3 separate regions of the Homo sapiens genome follow, and all the other regions are linked to region 3. Evidence: read pairs that join two places in POLR2A ChIA-PET (ENCODE). Cell type or tissue: OCI-LY7. All regions are shown on one strand. Links, peaks and the distances in the headings refer to the core of each region. The heading gives the core; the rest is flanking DNA.

Evidence for each region. Peaks named below come from ENCODE experiments on the same cell type or tissue, not always from the same donor. Only the 100,000 strongest peaks of a DNase experiment are listed, where the experiment ranks them.
Region 1: POLR2A ChIA-PET joins it to region 3 with 6 read pairs; 2 of 35 experiments call an interaction of 5 or more read pairs at or near these places.
Region 2: POLR2A ChIA-PET joins it to region 3 with 7 read pairs; 8 of 35 experiments call an interaction of 5 or more read pairs at or near these places.

What each region holds. Positions count from the first base shown.
Region 1 is chr1:92,882,476-92,890,175 of GRCh38, reverse strand. The region is part of intron 1 of DIPK1A (divergent protein kinase domain 1A); the gene reads left to right. Among named protein-coding and RNA genes, the nearest start is that of SNORA66, 46 kb to the right of the region's middle. In OCI-LY7, for the core only: no CTCF peak of the experiment used is centred there; no DNase peak of the experiment used is centred there; H3K4me3 peaks cover 158 bases; H3K27ac peaks cover 276 bases.
Region 2 is chr1:92,970,647-92,977,021 of GRCh38, reverse strand. It overlaps the pseudogene RN7SL692P. Among named protein-coding and RNA genes, the nearest start is that of DIPK1A, 12 kb to the right of the region's middle. RefSeq lists an enhancer at 3,096-3,285. In OCI-LY7, for the core only: no CTCF peak of the experiment used is centred there; DNase peaks (open chromatin) are centred at 1,691, 2,311, 3,311 and 3,637; H3K4me3 peaks cover 3,437 bases; H3K27ac peaks cover 3,771 bases.
Region 3 is chr1:93,017,496-93,025,195 of GRCh38, reverse strand. No RefSeq gene overlaps it. Among named protein-coding and RNA genes, the nearest start is that of MTF2, 58 kb to the left of the region's middle. RefSeq lists a silencer at 3,290-3,584. In OCI-LY7, for the core only: CTCF peaks have their summits at 3,229 and 3,449 (motif pointing left); DNase peaks (open chromatin) are centred at 2,605 and 3,415; H3K4me3 peaks cover 2,014 bases; H3K27ac peaks cover 2,037 bases.

The sequences.
Region 1 (7,700 bases), core at 1,295-6,294, 140 kb after region 3:
TGCAGAATACAAAATCAATATACAAAAATCAGTAGTATTTCTATATATCAACAATGAACTAGCAGAAAAAGAAATTAAGAAAGAAATCCCATTTACAATAACTACAATAAATAAATAAATACATAAAACCTAGGAATAAATTTAAGGAGATGAAAGATCTCTACAAGGAAAACTATAAAACACTGATGAAAGAAATTGAAGAGGACACACAAAAAAATGGAAAGACAGCTGGGCATGGTGGCTCACGCCTGTAATCTCAGCACTTTGGGAGGCCAAGGCAGGCACATTGCTTGAGCTCAGTAGTTCAAGACCAGCCTGGGCAACATGGCAAAACCCTGTCTCCACCAAAAATACAAAATAATTAGCTGAGCATGGTGGAACATGTCTGTAGTCTCAGCTATTTGGGAGGCTGAGGTGGGAGGATTGCTTGAGCCCAGGAGACAGAGGCTGCAGTGGGTCGAGATTACATCACTGCACTCCAGCCTGTGTGACAGAGTGATACCCTGTCAATTGTTGATTTAAAAAAAAAAAGGAAAGATATCTCATGTTAATGGATTGGAAGAATGAATATTGTTAACTTGACCATACTACCAAAAGCAATCTACAGATTCTGTGCAATCCCTATCAAAATACCAATGACATTATTCACTGAAATATAAAAAAGCAATCCTAAAACTAATATAGAACTATAAGAGACCCTGAATAGCCAAAGTAATCCTGAGAAAAAAGAACAAAGCTTTAGGCATCACACTACCAGATTTCGAAATATACTACAAAGCTATAATAACAAAAACAGCATGGTACTAGCCATAAAAACAGACCAATAAACCAGTGGTACAGAACCCAGAACCCAGAAATAAACAGCTATCTGATATTTGATGAAGGTGCCAGGAACATTTATTGGGAAACGGACTATCTCTTCAGTAAGTAGTGTTGGAAAAACTGGATAGCCATATGGAGAAATGTGAAAACAGACCTCTATCTTTCACCATATTAAAAGTCAACTCAAAATGGATTAAAGACTTGAATAGAAGGCATGAAATTATGAAACTATTAGTAAAAAGCCTAGGGGAAACACTTTATGACAGTAGTTTGGGCAAAGATCTTATGGAGAAGACCTCAAAAGCACAGGCAAAATAGACAAATGGGATTATATCAAACAAAAAAGCTTCTGCACAGCAAAGGAAAAAAATCAACAGAGTGAAGAGACAACGTGCAGAATGAGAGAAAATATTTGCAAACTATTCATCTAACAAGGAATTAATATCCAGAATATACAAAGAGCTCAACAGCAAACCAACAACAATAACACATAATTCTATTTAAAACTGGGCAAATGAGCTGAATGGACACATCTTTCAAAAGAAGACAGGTACATGAAAAAATGCTTAACATCACTAATCATCAGGGAAATGCAAATAAAATCCACAATGAGATATCTAAACCCAGTTATAATGGCTATTTTCAAAAAGACAAAAAATAAATGATGGTGAGGATGTGGAGAAGTAGGAACTCTCTTACACTGTTTGTGGAAATGTAAATTAGTGTAGCCATTATGGAACTCAACATGGAGGTTCCTCAAAACACTGCAAATGAAACTGCCATATGATCCAGAAATTCCACTACTGGGCATATATTCCAAGGAAAGGTAATCAGTATGTTGAAGAAGTATCTGTACTCTTATATTTATTGTAGCACTATTCACAATAGCCAAGATATGGAATAAACCTAAGTGTTCATCAACAGATGAATAAAGAAAATGTGATATATATACATAATGGAATACTATCTAGCTATAAAAAGCAATGAAATTTTGCCATTCACAGCCACATGGATGAGCTTGGGGGACATTATATTAAGTGAAATAAGCCAGGTACAAAAAGGTAAATGCTGCATGATCTTACTCACATGTGAAAGTTTAAAAAGTTGAGCTTATAGAAGTAGAGAGTAGAAGAGCGGTTACTAGAGGTGGGGAAGGGTAAGGGGAGGAGGGCAATAACCAAGGATTGGTTAACAGATAACAAAAGCACAGCTAGATAGGAGAAGTAAGTTCAAGTGTTCTATAGTAATATAGGGTGACTATAATTAACAATTCATTGTATATTTTCCAATAGTAGAGGAGAGGATTTTGAATGTTCCAAATACAAAGAAATGATCAACGTTTGAGGTGATGGGTAAAAAAAGAATAGTGTTCCATACTAGATTATTATTTAATAAATTCTTACCTAATTTAAAAAAAAACTCAGGTAACTATTTATGTATTTAATGCAATAGGCAGTAGAGTAGAGTGAGTGCAGGCTCTGAAGCCAGACTGCCTCCATTCAAAGCCTGCTTCTCCTAGTTATGACTAGTATGGCCTTGCTTATCCTCTGTATGTTCTCAGTTTTCCCATCTGTAAAATGACGAATAGTCCCCTACTTATAGAATTCTTGTAAAGGGATAATAGTAGTCCCCTCCAGTATCAGTTAGTTACCCCAGCAACGCTGCATAATAAATTTCCCCAAAACTTAGTGACATACCATAAGCATTTATTTCTCAATCACACATCTACAGGTCAGCTGGAGTTCCACTATTCTAGGCTTGGCTTGACTTCAGGACATCATTTTGGTTCAAGGGGCTACAGTATCATTTATTTTTGTGTGTATCAGTAGACTAGTAGGGATCTGTTTTACTGGCAGTATCTGACATGAAAGAGAGCAAGTCCAGTTGCATAGTTTTCTTTTTCTTTCCTTTTCTTTGCTTTTGTTTTTGAGACAGGGTCTCCCTCTGTCACCCAGGCTAGAGTACAGTGGTGTGATCATAGCTCACTGCTGCCATGACATCCCAGTCTCAATCAATACTCTCACCTCAGCCTCCCAGGTAGCTAGGATTACAGACACATGCCACTATGCCTAGCTAATTTTTTTTTTTTTTTTTTTTTTAGTAGAGATGGGGTCTTCCTATGTTTCTCTAGTTGGTCTCAAACTCCTGGGCTCAAGTGATCCTCCTGCTTGGCCTCCTAAAGTGCTGGAATTACAGGTGTGAGCCACTACACCTGGCCCAATTGCATACTTTTATTTGCATCTAATGTTTGCACTTAGCAAACATTGACTAAAGCAAGTCACATGGCTGAGCCCAACACCAATGAGGCAGGGAAGGTGAGGCGGTGGGAGAGAATGAGTATTTGCTGAACAGTCCAGAGGTCAGCAAACTATTTCGGTAAAGAGCCAGATAGTAAATATTTTTTGCTTTGTTGGCCATATTGTCTCTGTTACAACCACTGAACTCTGCCATTATAGCATGAAAGCAGCCTTAGATAATAATGTATCGACAACTAGAGTAACTGTGTTCCAATAAGCTATATTTATAAAACCAAGCAGCAGACTGGATTTGGCTCATGGGTCATAGTTTTCCAACTCCTGACTAATTTACCACATCAGCTCATAGAGTTTTTATGAGGATTAAGTATATTAATATATAGAAAGTGCTTTTAACATTCCTCTACAGAGTAGCACTAATAAATATTGGCTTTCATTAATATTGTTTGTTATCACTATCCAATATTATAGCACAATATTGGAAATAATAAAAATGTTCAACAATACAGATAGGGTTAGATAAGTTATGGCACACCTGTGCTGTAAAATGTTATACATCCATTTAAATACCAAAAAAAAAATTGATATTTAAGTGGATGTATAACATTTTACAGTATGGGTACAGTGGCTCACGCATATAATCCTGGCACTTTGGGAGGCTGAGGCAGGCCAATTGCTTGAGCCCAGGAATTGGAGACCACCCTGGGTAACATAGTGACACCCTGTCTTTATTTAAAAAGAAAATTTTTTTAATATCAATTTTTTTTTTAGACAGGGTCATGCTCTGTCGCCCAAGCTGGAGTACAGTAGCACATCATCACTTACTGCAGCCTCAATCTCCCCAGCTCAAGCAATCCTCCTGCCTCAGCCTTCCAAGTACCTGGGACTACAGGTGCAAGCCACCGTGCCTGGGTAATTTTTTATTTTTTGTAGAGACAGGGTCTCACTGTGTTATCCAGGCTGGTCTCGAACTCCTGGACTCAAGCAATCCACCCACCTTGGCCTCCCAAAGTGCTGGGATTACAGGCATGAGCCTCTGTGCCCAGTCTTAAATATCAATTTTTTGAAGATATATCAACACTATATAATGGCATAAGAACATGTTTATGTTAAATGAGAAAAAGAGATAAGTAATATGTATCATATGACCCCAACTTTATTTTTCTTAAAATATAATACATTTTAAACATGGAAAACAGCTAGGAAAGGAATATGTCAAACGGTATCATTTAGTTTTTTAATATAATTCTTTATTGTCCATTTTTTCTCCACTGGGCATAACAATCTGGCATTATTTCAATAAGAAGGATGGAATCTGACTGAGTTCACTGAAAACTCTTCTAGCTCTAATGTATTTATCATTTTATATTCCACTTATGTTTTAATTGCTTAACAAACTAAGTATTTACCTTCAGAGATGGCTGATTAGAATGGATTAGATGGGACTGGGCACGGTAGCTCATGCCTATAATCCCAGAACTTTGGGAGGCCGAGGTGGGCGGATCACCTGAGGTCAGCAGTTAGAGACCAACCTGGCCAACATGGCAAAACCCCATCTCTACTAAAAATACAAAAATTAGCTGGGTGTGGTGGTGCACACCTGTAATCCCAGCTACTTGGGAGACTGAGGTAGGAGAATCACTTGAACCTAGGAGGCGGAGGTTGCAGTGAACTGAGACTCCAGCCTGGGAGACAGAGTGAGACTCCTTCCAAAAAAAAAATGAATTAGATAGTCACTTTCCAATTTTTGTTGTTGTTGTTGTTAAAGAAATGTTGTTCTGTTCTGGGACTCCTGGAAATCTATGTCAGAGTACCAACCAATGGGAATAGCATCTCCTCACTGATTCTCAGGCTGTATCAACAGTAGCTCCTTTGGGACCACATTCCCTGAGCAACCACAGTCCTTTCAGTGATAACAAAGGCAGAATACTGACACTTGGAGGTGAACAACCTCTTCCACCCCTCCCTGGTCTCTTCAGTATTTGGACATATACCTCTGCTTTTTTTATGTATCAAGGGGAGATTATGTTTCAATATTTAATTACCATGTGTCTAGGAGTCACATGAATAAAGACTGGAAAGGAAGCTTCAGAAACCCGTAGCCTCTTTCACCAATCTCACAGAATATTAGCAATTAAAGTTAATTATTTTTTAAAACCCTTTACAGTAATAAAGTTTTATCTAAATTATAATCAGCCCCTGGATACTCCAAGAGTCTAAGCTGTGTTGAAAATTGTTATATTAATAAGCTTGTAAGTCCTTAGAAGTAACTACTCCAAGTAAATTTTGCCCTAAAATATGCTTTAGAATCTGAAGTATAAAAGGACCATGCATTCTCATCTCCAAGTTTAGGTAAAACAGAGTTAAACTTTATTTTTAGTAATTGAATCATTAGTGAGTTTAAGTGCCAATTAGGATTCCCATCAAAGATTTGTGTATGGCTATTGTATGTTTTAGTAAGCACTAGATCCAATGTGGCATGTTAGGCCTAATCAAAGGGAGAAATGGACACCTGATTTGCCCATTAATCTTAACTGAATCTTCAGTTAAGATTCTGATGCTGGAATCTTAACTGAAATAATAAGGTAATATGAATTCTATTATATCCATATCTCAAGGAGTTGTTTTTTTTTGTTTGTTTGTTTTAAGACAGGGTCTTGCTCTGTCACCTAGGTTAGAGTGCAGTGGTGTGAACATGGCTCACTGTAGCCTTGAACTCCTGGGCTTAAGCAATCCTCCTACCTCAGCCTCCTGTGTAGCTGGGATCACAGGCACGTGCCATCACACCCAGCTAATTTTTTATTTTTTATTTTTTGTAGAGATGGGGTCCCACTTTGTTGCCTGGGCTGGTCTCAAACTCCTGAGCTCAAGCAATCCTCAGCCTCCCAAAGTGCTGGGATTATAGGTGTGAGCCACCGCTCTTAATATCATGAACAATTTCTAATACTTTGGAGTTCTTTATCATGGAACTTTGTGTACACAGCAAAAGATTTGCTGATAGTTATTGAGCCCATCATATGGAATGAGAACTGTTTTCAGTCAACTTAGGCATAAATACATGTGACTACAAATACTATTAATGGATTCTAATAGCAACTTCCAGTTCTCCTCTAAGGCAGAAGGAAGAACCCTTAATTAGAATGGCTAAGAAAGCTGTCTATTCTGGTTGAGATGTCCCCAGTGCTTTTCTCCTTACCCCTAGACCCTGCTTTGCTGATCCTCTTCTGGGGTGGTAGCTAGTCTCCAAAGAAGACCCCTCAGTGAGCCATGCCTACTAGTAGTCATGCCCTTATGTGGTCCTCTCCTATATTAATTCTGAGCTGGCCATTTCTAACCAAAAGAATTCTACAGAAATGATGCAGCCTCCCCTTTGCTGTCTTGGAACACTCACTCTGAGCAAAGTCAGCCATCATGTAAGAAGTTCAATTACCTTGACACCACCAAACTTTGAAGAATCCCAGCTAGCCACATAAAGCTGTTCCAGCCACCTAAGTTGAGAGGTTGGACATGTGAATGAAGAAGCCATCTGTCTGCCCATCCAACCCACATAGTCCTTCAGATGGCTCCAGTCTTGATCACAAATGCATGAGAACCTTAAAGAGCTTAGCTTAGTCATCATCCCTCAGAACCATGAGAGACAAATAGATAGTTATTTTAAGCCTCCAAGTTTTTAGATGGTTTGTTATACAGCAATAGAAAATCAAAACACTTAGTTTTTTTACTTATCCTTGTCCTTCTGCACTGGGATGTTGAAGATCCCTATGATGAGTTCTTTTTACCTGCAATTGCAAATGCCAACATTCCTTTTATATATAGATTGCTAGTAGAGGTTGCATCTTCCTCCTATATGCTCTGTAAGATACTGGCTGTCTAATTGTTAATTAAAAGCCATCTGCATGCCTGCTTTTTTAACCCTAGAGATGCCTTTTATGTTTTCTTAGCCTTGAAGCTCTTTCAATATGTGCCTGGCCTGTGTTCTCTAAAGCAGCAGCAGCAAGGGAAAGGATTATAGTCTTCAGCTTTTGCCAGGAGAAGTCACTTCCTCAGTGGCTAAGACCTAGAATTGCACCCACCCCAGGGCATGTCTGTGACACTTCCTGTGTAAAATCTTTAGACTTCCTCCTGGCACAACCGAGTTAGAGCCAAAGCTGTTTAACATTCTAAGCCTAATATCACATCAGCATGTGGTTGAATTATATGTTTCCAAAGTCTCTTTCAAACATTCTAAGTCTGTGATTTTCAGGAACATTGTATATAATATGTGGGATACACAGAGTGTCTCCTGCGGTGACTGGCACAGAATGCAGCTCCATATTATGTGGATTTTTTTTCCTTACAGAAGTTGAAGAGAAAAGTATACATTTTTAAATCTTTATATTGTTTGTATATAAAAGTATAAAAATTGCTTACTGAAAAATCAGTGGAATACTCTACAGCAAAGAAAATGAACAAACTGGCTATATGTATCAGCATGGTTAAATCTCATAATGCTAAGAGAAGGATGCAAGTCGAAATAGAATATGCTTCTACTTGTGTAAAGTTCAAGCAATCAACATCAAACTCTGCATTATAGGGTTACATGATCAGTGGTTAAACTACTTAGAAAAGCACATAAACAAATGA
Region 2 (6,375 bases), core at 1,274-6,273, 48 kb after region 3:
AAAATAAAAAAAGAAGAACAACAAAAAAAGAAATACATTACGTTCACCATTGTATAAACTGTAGGATAATTGTTGAGAATGATGGAACACACTACAGAGTTGGGCACAGTGGTATGCACCTGGAATCCCCGCTACTTGGGGAGGCTGAGGTGGGAGAATTGCTTGAACCCAGGAGTTGAAGTCCAGCCTGGGTAACATAGTGAGAATTTGTCTCTAAAAAAAAAAAAACCACCACACACTATTCCAAAATATGGCAACTTGGCATACTGAATATTTTAAGCTGAAGGAATTTGAGAAACAACATGTACAGGAAGGATATTCCGGCCTTCCCTTGAAGCAAGTCATAAGATCCTCATGTGAGAGATGCCCTCCCATACTTGGAGAAAAGGAGCATCCCTATCTCCATTGACACAGGAACACCAAAGGGAATCTGGGTGAACAGGCCATGCCATCTCCCAGTTTATTACATTTAGCTAGCTCATGCTTTTTCATTATCCTTTCACATTTCTCCATGACGCTTTACTCTTCATCAAACGTAGCATAAAAACTCTCAACCGCTTCTTCAGCTCTCATTTCCTTATGAAGTCACCTGTGTCATGTAAAACTTATATTAAATAAATTTGTGTGCTTTTTCTCTTGTTAATCTCTCTTGTTCCACTGGTCCCAGCCAATGAACCTAAGATGGGTAGAAGGAAAATATATTTTTTCTCCCCTACAAGAACATTGTCTACATATCACAATAACACAAGCAAAGCTGGTTTCTGTTTGAAAGTATCTGGTCCTCTTTTATCTTATAGACACTGTGAGTATTGTAATAGCTTTGTTTTTCCCTGGCCACTGGGAAATTCATTTATTTATTTAAATATCTGTAATAAGTTTCCTTTGTACCAGGCATCCAGCTGGGTTCTGCAGATAAAAATGATAAACAGAAATGAACATGGCCTGTGTCCTCATAGAGTTTATTATCTAGAAGTGAAGACAGACATCAATCAAATAATCACATAAATATAGTTACATCTAATTATCAATGATGATGAGTGGGTTGGACTGCAGAGGCATCAGAACTTTTCTTGGAAGTCAGGGAAGACTTCTCTGAATTGAGATCTGCAGGATAATTAGAAGTTTGGTAGAGGATGGGGAGAGGCAAGAAGCATTTTGGGAAGTGGGAACAGCATGTGCATGAGCCACGTGACAGGAGGGTTTATAGGCACTGGAGGAACTGAAAGAAGAGCCCTGTGGCTAAACGCAGAACATTTGAGGGACAGTGGCATTAGCTGAGGGTGGGGCAGAAGACAGGTGCCACTAAACCACTGAACTGTTTTAAATGACTAACCACATGAGCTATGATAAATAACTCAACCTTCCAAAGACTGTTTTCTAGGGTGAAAATCTCTGTTCCTTAAGCACACGGTGATGCTGAACGACCTACTGAGCTACCATTAAAGCTACAAACAAACGGCCAGGCGCGGTGGCTCATGCCTGTAATCCCAGCACTTTGGGAGGCCGAGATGGGCGGATCACGAGTTCAGGAGATCGAGATCATCCTGGCTAACACAGTGAAACCCTGTCTCTACTAAAAATACAAAAAAATTAGCTGGGCATGATGGCGGGCGCCTGTAGTCCCAGCTACTCGGGAGGCTGTGGCAGGAGAATGGCATGCACTCAGGGAGGCGGAGCTTGCAGTGAGCCCATCGCACCACTGCACTCCAGCCTAGCGGAGATCACGCCACTGCACTCCAGCCTGGGCGACAGAGCGAGACTCCCTCTAAAAAAAAAAAAAAAACCTACAAACAAATTTGAGCTAAACTTTCTCTAGGGAACAGCATATTGGAAATTTCCACTTAACTCAGGAGGAAGACTACAGAAAAAGGGCCTTTTGGGAGTTTTCTACATCAGTGGGGTGCAGTGTCAGGCCTGTAGTTCCAGCCACTTGGGAGGAGGGGACAGAGGACAGGAGGATAGCGTGCGTGTAGGGGTTCTGGGATGTAGTGCACTGTGGTCACTGGGTCTCAGCACTGAGTTCGGCATCAGTGTGGTGACCTCCCAGTAGTAGGGGACCACCAGGTTGCCTAAGGAGGAGTGAACTGGCCCAGGTCAGAAACAGAGCAGGTCGAAACTCCCATGCTGATCAGTAGTGGGATTGCACCTGTGAATAGCCACTGCACTCATAGTCAACATAGTCAGAACCTGTCTCCCAAAATAAAATTAAAAAATAAAATAAAAACCAAATTATGGGCTGGGCATGGTGGCTCACACCTGTAATCCTAGCACTTTGGAAGGCCCAGGCAGAAGGATCACTTGAGCCCAGTAGTTTGAGGTTGCACTAGCTATGATTACATCACTGCACTCCAGCCTGGGCAACAAAGCAAGACTTCCTCTCTAATTAAAAAAATAGGCCAGGCGCAGTGGCTCACACCTGTAATCCCAGCACTTTGGGAGGCCGAGGCAGGTGGATCACGAGGTCAGGAGTTCAAGACCAGCCTGGCCAACATGGTGAAACCCTGTCTCTATTCAAAATGCAAAAATTAGCCAGGTGTGGTGGCACGCACCTGTAATCCCAGCTACTTGGGAGGCTGAGAGGCAGGAGAATGGCTTGAACCCGGGAGGCAGAGGTTGTGGTGAGCCAAGACCCTGCCACTGCACTCCAGCCTGGGTGATAGAGCGAGACTCCATCTCAAAAATAAATAAATAAATAAATAAATAAATAAATAAATTAAATAAAAATAAATAAATAATGCACTGTGAAAGAACAGCCTCAGGTGTAAATAGTCCTATGATGGGTAACCTACAGGGAGCACTGTCCGCCCTACCTTCTTAAGGATTTTGTTAACATGCACAGAATACTTACAGAAAATACATAAGGCACTTTCAGATATATTATTTTGTTTAATCTGCACAACGAGGTTGGGATATATTATTTTTTTCTATTTTAGAAATGAGAAAACTAAAGCCAGAGAAATTAGGTATATGACTTATTCAAAGTCATATAGCCAGAAAATCATATAACTGGGATTCAAATTCAGGTAATCTGATCCAAATTCATACAAATCACACCAAAGAGGTCTCAACAAGACTGAATGTGGCCCAGAATTGCCTATGAGACCTTCAGCTCTTCATTTCAGCCCCATGGTGGGGAGGTGGGGACTAGACCCACCAATCCTCATTCATAAACCCAATGTAAAAGAAATCTTATCTTCTAAGAAAATGCCCTCACTTCTGCTATCAACACAGTCAGGTAAGACAGGGGAAGAAAGTAATTTACTTATTAAAGAAACTACCTCAGAAGGTCCTCAGCTTAAAAGAAGGAAGTAAAACAGATAAACCCTTTTGCCTAGAGAGATAAAAGATTCTACACTTCCCCAGATGGCCTTGACAGGGAGTGGGTTCTGTGAAATCCACACTTTATAAAGAGAAGGGAAATGTCACCAGACTTTCATATCTGTAGAACTTTGTTAGAGTCTGTAAAGCGGAAAAATATAACATGGGACCAACTGTCAATACTTCTGTTTTTAAAAAAGAAAACCACCTTTGGAACAAAATGAGACCACACTGGAATAGGACATCTTAGACATGACGAGTTCTAACTTGGTGTGCGATTATTAAGAGGCAACCCCCCAATCCTGCTGAGTCAATGGGCAGAATCTATTTTCAGTTTCCAACTTGTCCTGAGACGCTCTAAGTCTCTTGCCAAGTTGAATCAGTGCAGCATCTGTGGGTACCGATTAAGAACTCTACATTACCTAGGAAGAGAGCAGCAGAGAGTGTCAGGATAAAAGCATCCAAAAGTGAAGAAAATTCGCCAGCTATCTGGTCATGGAGCCAAATCATTTGTTAACCGTAGGAAAAGGAAAGACCTGCTCTGGTCGGTCCAAATTCATATTCCCTGGGCAACTAGGTGTCTTTTTCTACTTCTTCTGACAGTCCCAGGCAGGACACTGTTTAGCCTGAGAATCAAGGTCTCCTTGGAGGCTTCTTTGCACGGGTGCTTGACTTCTGCTGCCCCTACCTCTTGCTGAGACTGTGCTCTTACCTCCTGACCACCCCTTTTACTCACAGGGTCCCTAACCCTGCCTGGCTTGTGGCATGCCTAGTCTCCTAAAGCATTCTCCTTTGGGATTTCTGATCTCTTTTGTTGCTATCTGCATGCCTAGTTTCTGGCATACTCTAAATTCTGCCTGCCTTTGGCTTCTAGGTCACTAATTTGTCCTGCCCTTTGGTTCTTGGGTCTTACTCAACTCCTGTTTTTCCATCTTGCTGGCCCATTGCCTGGCCAAGACCCTACTTGCAGCTTCCTTCACCTATTTGATATTTTTTAACCTGTTTTTGCAAAGCACCATCATCATTCACAGTCCCAGAACTGACATATATTTAGAGCTTGAAGTGGAGTAATCAAGAGGAAATGCCTTTTTGGAAAGAGGAAATGCAGGATTAGAGTGGAGGCAAGTTTAGTCTTCTTTAGAACTGAATCTCAGGAAGGCAATAATGGAGAATATAAGGTGAAAAATACCTGAATTCAAATAGAAATCCTTTTATTGTTGGTAATTTAAGTAACAAAATAGTAATCATCTAAGAATAATTTAAAGTAAGAACCTGAGAGATCATTGCTTTTTTTTTTTTTTTTTGAGACAGTGTCTCACTCTGTCACCCAGGCTGGAATGCAGTGGTGTGATCTTGGCTCACTGCAACCTCTGCCATCTGGGGTTCGAGCGATTCTCCTGCCTTAGCCTCCCGAGTAGCTGGGATTACAGGCGGCTGCCACTGTGCCTGGCTAATTTTTTTTGTATTTTTAGTAGAGACGGGGTTTCACTATCTTGGCCAGACTGGTCTTGAACTCCTGACCTCACCATCCACCCACCTTGGCCTCCCAAAGTGCTGGGTTTACAGGCATGAGCCACCACGCCCAGCCTGATCATTGTTTCTTAATAATATTCTGTGTTTTTTTTTTGAGAGTCTGAGGATGAGGAAGAACAAAAGTTCTGTTTTTCATATCATGAAAATGTAGTTCCTTTGAACTAAATGTTTTTAGCTCATTATCAAATTTTAAATATATTAATTTAGGTTTTTTAATAGGTAGAATAATTTAGAATTCACAGTTATAATAATTTATTTTTAGTATCCCAAATTTGAAACCAGTGTTTAATTTAAATCTAATTGAACTGTGCTATTTTCATAGCGATTCACTGGCTCCTTTTGAAAGGTTTAATTTTAGGTTGTAGGAATTTAAGACAGATAATTCTTAAGGTACCCCTATAGTAATCAGTTCTATAACAACAACATATTTTTCTTATAGATAAATATGTAACTCACTCTTGTCCCTTCAAAAATGAATTATGTGACTCTAGAGTTGTATAGTTGGAATTTTCCTTAGAATCAGAAAAACAAATCCAGTCATTTCTACATTTGCCAAAATAGTAAAATGTTTGTTTTATTTTAAAATGAATAGAGCGAAGTAGCAGAGACAGATAGGGAGTTCGCCTGTGATAGAATTCTGGGCGTGCACCTTCACAGTATGACCTTAGGCAAGTTACCCAACCTTTCCCCGCCTAAGAAAGATTTTTAACCAACTCCAGCCACATACTCTGTGACTTTGAGCTCTTTCTGTGAGTCCTTATTCTTATAACTAGAGATAACTGTGCTGTGCAGGCAACTGGAAATTAAATTTTGCCTTCATACAGGTGGTGGCTATAGACCCTGACAGTCTTTGAACGGACTTCCCAGTTACCACCTCCAACCTGCTGGCCTGAATTTCAGAGTCTCTCCTTCTGAAGTACTTGATTCTGTGTCAGCTTGACTCTATCCAGCTGCTGCCTAATCCAACACTGACAACTGCTTTCACAAACTATAACCTGATAACTGGAACTATTTTGAACGCCTGTTGGCCCTATCAGCATCACCAAGTTCCAGTCCATCCCAGCGGATGTGTTCAATGCTGGTTCTCTTCTCCTCTCTGGTATTAGCAGGCCATACTTGGCCCACTCTGAGATGTCAGATATGTGATTCTGTATTGTATAATCCTACAGCATCAATAAATAGTTAGATTATATTCATTACAGAGTTTCATAAAACAGAGACATGGGTGTCATAGTTCAAAAAGATCTCTATTAATGTAACAACGGTCAACAGTTTTACAAGAGTTGGTGCCTTAAAGGGACTAGTTTTGTTTACTAAGAAAATTAATTTGTGTGGAAAAGCCCATTTCCCTATAACTCAAAAATTAATTTTTACCTAAAGCTTTTTGAGAAGGTTTGTTGAAGATGCTGGCTCTCCATTGATTTGTTCAATAACAAGAGTAATCAGGCTGGGCGCGGCAGCTCACACCTTTAATCCCAGCACTTTGGGAGGCAGAGAGAAGCGGATCACCTGAGGTCAGGAGTT
Region 3 (7,700 bases), core at 1,240-6,239:
GGTGGTAGGATTAAATGATATCATATGTAAATCATCTAGTAAAGTGCCTGACATTAAGTACTCTGATTATGTTGTGGTTATTTCTGTGTTTCTGTCTCTCCTACTTGACCATGGAAGCTCCTTGAGGTCCAGGAACAGTCTTATTCATCTTTGTTTCATTGTTGGTTGAATGAGATCATGAATGCATGGGAGCCTGAGAATGTGTTTTAGGATCTTGTCTATTCTAAGGTAAGAAGGTTAAGGAGCCAAAGAAACTATAGCAGCCCTAAAAAACTCTTCAAACTTGTAAAAACATTCCATTTTTAAATTAGTAGAACAAGGGCGAGCTCAGTGGCTCACTCCTGTAATTCCCAGCACTTTGGGAGGCCGAAGCAGGTGGATCATTTGAGGTCAGGAGTTTGAGACCAGCCTGGCCAATATGGTGAAACCCTGTCTCTACTAAAAATACAAAAATTAGCCGGGCATGGTGGTGGGCGCCTGTAGTCCCAGCTACTTGGGAGGCTGAGACAGAAGAATTGCTTGAACCCGGGAGGCGGAGGTTGCAGTGAGCCAAGATCGTGCCACTGCACTCTATCCTGGGCAACAGAGCGAGACTCTGTCTCAAAAAATAAATAAATAAAATTAGTAGAACAAATAAGGCTTCCTGAGGTGATGTATGCCCCTCGGTTTATCAGAAGTTACTTAATCTGCTACCTTAAAAAACTCAGAAAGCAGGCTAGGCACAGTGGCACACACTTGTAATCACCTGAGGCCAGGAGTTTGTGACCAGCCTGGCCAGCATGGCAAAACTTCGTCTCTACTAAAAACACAAAAATTAGCCAGGCATGGTGGTGACGCCTATAATCTCAGCTACTCGGGAGGCTGAGGCACGAGGATCACTTGAACCCAAGAGGCGGAGATTGCAGTGAGCCCAGATTGTGACACTGCACTCCAGCCTGGGTGACAGAGTGAGTGTCTCAAAAAAAAAAAAGTAAAACAAAAACACCCAACAACTCAAAAAGTGACAGATCTGGAAGGGTGGATTTTGATATGAAAAAGAGGAGTAGAAAGTATAGGTCAGACCAAGTTTAATCCAAATCCCCTGATCTTTTTCCTCTTCAACAATTATCGGTGCCTTATTACTGAGAATTTAAAACATCTACTTAACTAAGAAGTTGGTCAATGATGGGAAGCTGGAAGATCAGTATGTCAGAAACTCCCTGTTTTTTTCTCTTTTGCCCTTGTGGCAACCCTTAAGGAGGATCCTGGGAACATGGTAAAAGTCACTGCTTTAATAAATTCTATAAATACCATGCACATAAATAGAAGCTTCTAAGTCTTCAACAACCATTGTTTTTAGCACACACACACACACACACACACACACACACACAAAGATTATGAGATAAATACACATTGGCCTTCAAGGTCAGATTCTCTTGTAACAATCCCAAGCTATTAACTGGGAGAGTAATTAACTTGTAATTTAAGCACATTTTAAATAGCTTAACAAATCTTTGTCCAGTGAAGCATTCCTAGAGGAGATGCCATACCTCTAGATTAATCTTAAATGTTCTCAGCTGTATGTGCAATCTGAAGTTTGCTCCAAATTACCAAATCCAGGTTCTACTTTTCACCATTCCATCGATTTTCTTCAGTTTGTATGCAGATTTCTGCCAAGCCGGTGGTCTGTAGCTTGCAATTGACAACACCTACCAGCTGTTAAATTTACACATCGCTCCAATTTAAATGCTTAATTGCTCTCAGTGCACTCAATTTACAGCTCATAAACCCCTCTCAGATGGCCCCTAAACCTCTGCCAATAATAGATTCTAAAGTTAAATGAACCATAGTGTCCCTTGGTAGAAAATTAAATATCAGAATAATCTTATACTTTTGGAATGTTTATAATTATTTGTTGGAAAAAATTAACATCTGAGGGTTTTCTTTTTTATTTTATTTTTATTTTTTATTTTTTGAGACAGGGTCTTGCTCTCTCAGCCAGGCTAGAGTGCAGTGGCACAACCATTGCTCACTGCAGCCTCAACCTCCAGGGCTCAAGCAATCCTCCTGCCTCAGCCTCCCAAATAGCTGGGACTACAGATGTGTGCCACCACACCTGGCTAATTTTTTACTTTTTTGTAGAGACAGGGTCTCACTATGTTGCCCAGGCTGGCCTTGAACTCCTGGGCTCAAGTGATCCTCCCACCTCAGCTTCCCAAAGTACTGGAATTACAGGTGTGAGCCACCTTGCCCAGCCATAGGGTTTTCTTTAAGTTAGCCTTGGAGAGAAATAAAAGTTTCAACAACTGTCATATCTTCTACCAGTCTCTTAGCATACTTGTCTTTGAAACTGGAACAGAAGGTTGTTACCTGCCCTTATATTTGTATAGTGTCCTGGATGACAGGGAGGATAAAGGAAATATTAAATATTTTATGGACAATGACTATATCATTACACACTATCGCAATGTCAATGGCATCTAAGATAAAGAATACAAGTACTGTAAGTGTGGTATTCTGGTGGGAGAATCTGTGAAGGCTCTTCTACTGTCTGCCTGCCCCCTTACCTGGGAAAGTGAATGTTGAGTTTGAAAGAGCTCATCTCATTCAACTCCCTCTTTTTATACATGAGGACACTGAGTCCCAGAAAGCTCAAGTGGATTGCTCAGCCAGTGAGTGAGGCAGGGCAGGACCGGGATCTCAAGTCATGGCCTCTTCAGACAGCATCTTAACCACTTGATCTACCCCAGTTTGTTGCCATCAGCATCAGAAAGGAGAAAAGGCAGAATTCAAGTAAGTCTTTCTTAAACCTGTACAAGATACAGAAATAAATTTTTATTCAACCAATGATGCATACCCAGGTACTTCCTGCTTTAAGCCGAACCGTATATGAAAATAGAGATTTACACGAGGCTAAATTACAGAGTTCTTCTTGATCTAATTAAAAAGGATTCATTATTGGATTCCCTTAAATATCTAGCACCTCTAGTGAATTTTTAAGTTCACTTATGCCAGCCCCAAAACACGTTTATTATGTAAATTAAGGTATTTATGCATTTTAACTGATTAGCAAGTGTTTATAAAGTACCTAACACTATGCTAGGTGCTATACAATTTTTAAAAATAATAAGTTTAATATAAGCCATGTTCCCTGCTAACAAAAACTTTACATGTTAGTGTGGGCACAAGACAAATGAAACAACTTGAAAACAAAACAGTATATAATGAAGTGTTAAATTGTATAATATGGAAGGCCATGTATAATAAAGGTGAAAAAAAAGACAAGTGAAACACTTTACGAAATTCAAACACCTCTGAACTCATTTCATTTGTGTGTTTTTCTTTTTATTCATGGGCTAGCAAACGGAAACAGGTTAATGGCAATGTAGATGAGAAACTGTCCTTTACTCCCTTTGAAATACGGTCATTAGACAGATTTGTAAGTTTTGACACCTCCTAGTGGCAAGTCATAGTAACTGTCTGTCTGCACTTAATGTTCTGTAACAATTTTTGATGCCAAAAAACGGTGAAGAAAACTTTAATTTAAATTGACTTTTCAAAGTTTTCTTTGAATAAGAGAGGCTGAGTAGTGTAGTGGTCAAGCACATAATCTCTGAGCTAGACTGCCTCAATCCAAACATCAGCTTTGCCACTTACTAGCTATTTGAGCTTGGGCAAATGTTCTCTGTCTGCAAAGTGGGAATAATAGTAGTACTTTCTTTATGACATTATAATGAGGATTAACTGAGAGAATACTTGAAAAGCAATTAGAATAGTGCATCTCACATAGTAAGCATAATATAAATGTTTGCTAAGTAAATTAGAACAAATCACAATAAAGATCATTCTTATATTTAGGTTATACTGATTATAATTTACACTTTTGCTAACTTGGGGAAATTATTTAACTTCTCTGGGCCTTGGGTCATTTACTGATGAGCAATTGGCCGGGTGCTGTGGCTCACGCCTGTAATCCTACCTAGCACCTTGGGAGGCCGAGGTGGGAGAATCTCTTGAGCCCAGGGGTTTGCCACCAGCCTGGGCAACATGGTGAAACTCTATCTCTACGAAAAAAAGTACTAAAATTAGCCAGGTTTGGTAGTGTGCACCTCTAGTCCCAGCTACCCTGGAGGCTGAGGTGGAAGGATGGCTTGAGCCCAGGAGGCAGAGGTAGAAATGAGCTGAGATTGCAACACTGCACTGCAGCCTGGGTGACAGAGCCAGACTCTGTTTCAAAGTAATAATAATAATAATAACAATAATAACAACTATGTGTCAGTAAATTTTTAAAAAATAGATTTTCTTTTCTTTTTATTAAAAAAAATTTTTTATAGAGATAGGGTCTCACCGTGTTGACCATGCTGGTCTCGACTCTTGGCCTCAAGCAGTCCTCCCACCTCAGCCTCCCAAAGTGCTGGGATTACAGGTGTGTGCCACCATGCCTGGTCAGATTTTATTTTCTAGAACGGTTTTAGATTTACAGAAAAATTGAGCTTTGAGGAGTACTGGTCAAGTGTCTTGGAGCATGTTCTCCAATTGGAATTTGATGTTTTTCTTGTCTTAGATTGGGGTTATGAGGCCACAGGAGGAAGATCATAGAGGCAAAGTGCCATTTTCATCACATCGTATCCCTGGATATACAGTCATCATGATTTATGACACTGGCTGAAGTGGTTTTTGCCAAGTTTCTCCACTGTAAAGTTACTCTTTTTCCTCTCTTTCCATAATCTTTGGAGGGAAGTCACCATGTGCTGCCCACACATAAGAAGTGGATGTATGCTCCCTTTTTGGAGGGTGGCAGAGTATCTACATAAATCACTTGCAATTCTTCTGTATGGACAATTTGTCTCTTCCTCCCACTTATTAATTTATTCAATTATGTATTTATAACATTGTTAACTCATGCATACTTGTTTTATACTTTAGGTTATAATTCAGTATTACTTTTATTTTATTTTTTTTTGCTCAAATTGTTTCCCCTTTGGTCACCGGGAACTCTTTCAGTTGGCTCTTATGCCCCTTTGACATAATCCAACAACATGATTTTTTTTTTCTAGCACTTCCTTACTTTTCGGCACTGCAACATGCTCCAGGTACATCTTGTGTCTTTCCTTCCCCAGTTCTAGAATCAGTCATGTCTCCAAAAAAACCCTTAGTTCCTTTTGTTAGATAATGGTATTAGGAACCGAGATCTGGATGGTAGGTGTCTGTGTACTAGAGAATATGCTAGGTCTTTTAGGACTTCTCTGCTAACAGATCAAATAAATAATTGTGTGGATACTAACCAGTGTATATACATCTATCTATAAATATTTTTATATAGGTCGGGTGCAGTGGCTCATGCCCAGAATTCCAGCTACTGAGAAGGTTGAGGCGGGAAGATCTCTTGAGGTCAGGAGTTTGAGACCAGCCTGGGCAACATAGAGAGACTCAACTCTAAAAAATTAAAAATAATTTACCTGGATGTAGTGGTGCATGCCTGTAGTCCCAGCTGTTCAACAGGCTAAGGTGAGAGCATTGCTTGAGCCCAAGAGTTCAAGGCTGCAGTGAGCTATGATCACACCATTGCGCTCCAGCCTGGGCAATAGAACAAGACCCTGTCTCTTAAAAAAACAATCTATATCCAAATTAAACTAAATATGAGTTCTTACTGATGTGTCTAACTTTAATCCATTAATATATGGATCATTCTAGCTTTTTCTCCTTGCTTATCTGTAAATTCCCACTCCAGCAGTGAGAAACCTGGTTCCTACAATCTGCCATCTATTTACTCAATCATTTAGTTCCAGTACACATGTGTAGCAGTATCAGAATTGTTAACCCATGCCCCCAAATGAAACAACTTTATCAACTAAAGCAGCATTATTTTTTTAATTTGTTTTTATTTCAGTAGCTTTAGAGGTAAAAGTGGTTTTTGGTTACATAGATACATTGTACAGTGGTGAAATCTGGGCTTTTAGTATATCTGTGTGTAGTGTACCCAACAGGTAATTTTTTCTCCCCACCCTCCTTCCACCATCCCTCGCTTCTGAGTCTCCAGTGTCCATTATACCAGTCTATATGCCTTTGCACATCCATAGCTTAGCTTCCACTTATAAGTGAGAACATATGGTATTTGGTTTTCTATTTTTTAGTCACTTCACTTAGAATAACGGCCTTCAGTTCCATCCAAGTTGCTGCAAAATACATTATCTTGTTCTTTTTATGGCTGAGTAGTATTTCATGGTATATGTATATCACATTTTCTTTATCCACTCATCTGTTGATGGGCACTTAGGTTGATTTCATATCTTTGTAATTGTGAATTGTTCTGCAATAAACATATGAGTGCGAGTGTCTTTTTTTGTTTGTTTGTTTGAAACAGAATCTTGCTCTGTCACCCGGGCTGGAGTAGAGTGGTGTGATCTCAGCTCACTGCAACCTCCACCTCCTGGGTTCAAGCGATTCTCCTGCCTCACTCAGACTCCCAAGTAGCTGGGATCACAGGCGTGTACCACCACACCCAGCTGAATTTTGTATTTTTGGTGGAGATGGGGTTTCACCATATTGGCCAGGCTAGTCTCAAACTCCTGACCTCAGGTGATCTGCCTGCCTCGGCCTCCCAAAGTGCTGGGATTACAGGTGTAAGCCACCGCACCTAGCCACATGTCTTTTTTTATATAATGACTTCTTTTCCTTTGGGTAGATACCTAGTAGTAGGATTACTGGATCGAATGGTAGATTTACTTTTAGTTCTTTGAGAAATCTCCACACTTTTTTCCATAGAAGTTGTACTAATTTATATTCCCGCCAACAGTGTACAAGCATTCCCTTTTCACCACTTCTGCACCAACCTCTATTGTTTTTTGACTTTTTCAAATGGCCATTCTGACTGGGGTAAGGTGGTATCTCATTGTGGTTTTAATTTGCATTTGCCTGATATTAGTGATGTTGAGTATTTTTCATGTTTTTTGGCCATTTGTATATCTTTTTTTGAGAAATGTCTATTCATATCATTTGCCCAGTTTTTAATGGGATTATTTGTTTTATTTTTGCTGATTAGTTTGGGTTCCTTATAGATTTTGGATATTAGTCCTTTGTCAGATGTATAGTTTGCAAACATTTTCTCTCATTCTAAAGGTTGTCTGTTTACTCTGTTGATTATTTATTTTGCTATACAGAAGCTTTGTAGTTTAAGTCCTGTTTATTTATTTTTGTTTTTATTGCATTTTTAAAGAAGTGTTCTTACGTGCTTTTAGTGTGCGATTTCTTTTGCCTTTAGTCTTACATATTCCACTCATTTCCAAAGTAACTTTAGGTCAGTATGTGTTCCCCCTACTTCCTTCAGTGAGGTTGTTTCATACATTTTTAATACAGTTAGATTTTACTGCCATTGTCTGCCTCCCTTCCTGGAACTCTCCTACCTCCTAAATGACTTTACTTAATCTGCATACATTATGGTTCACTCTTTGTGTTCTATCTGTGGGTTTTGATGAATGCATAATGTCATGTATCCACCATTACAGTATCATACCGAATAGTTTCACCTCCCTAAATATCTCCTGTGCTTCACCTTCATAATGAACCCCCATTTTCAACCCCTGGCAATTGCTGGAGATTTATTGTCTCTATAGTTTTGCCTTTTCCAGAATGTCATATAATTGGAATTGTGCAATGTATAGCCATTTCAGACTGGGTGCTTTCACTTAGAAATATGCATTTAAGTTTCCTCCATGCCA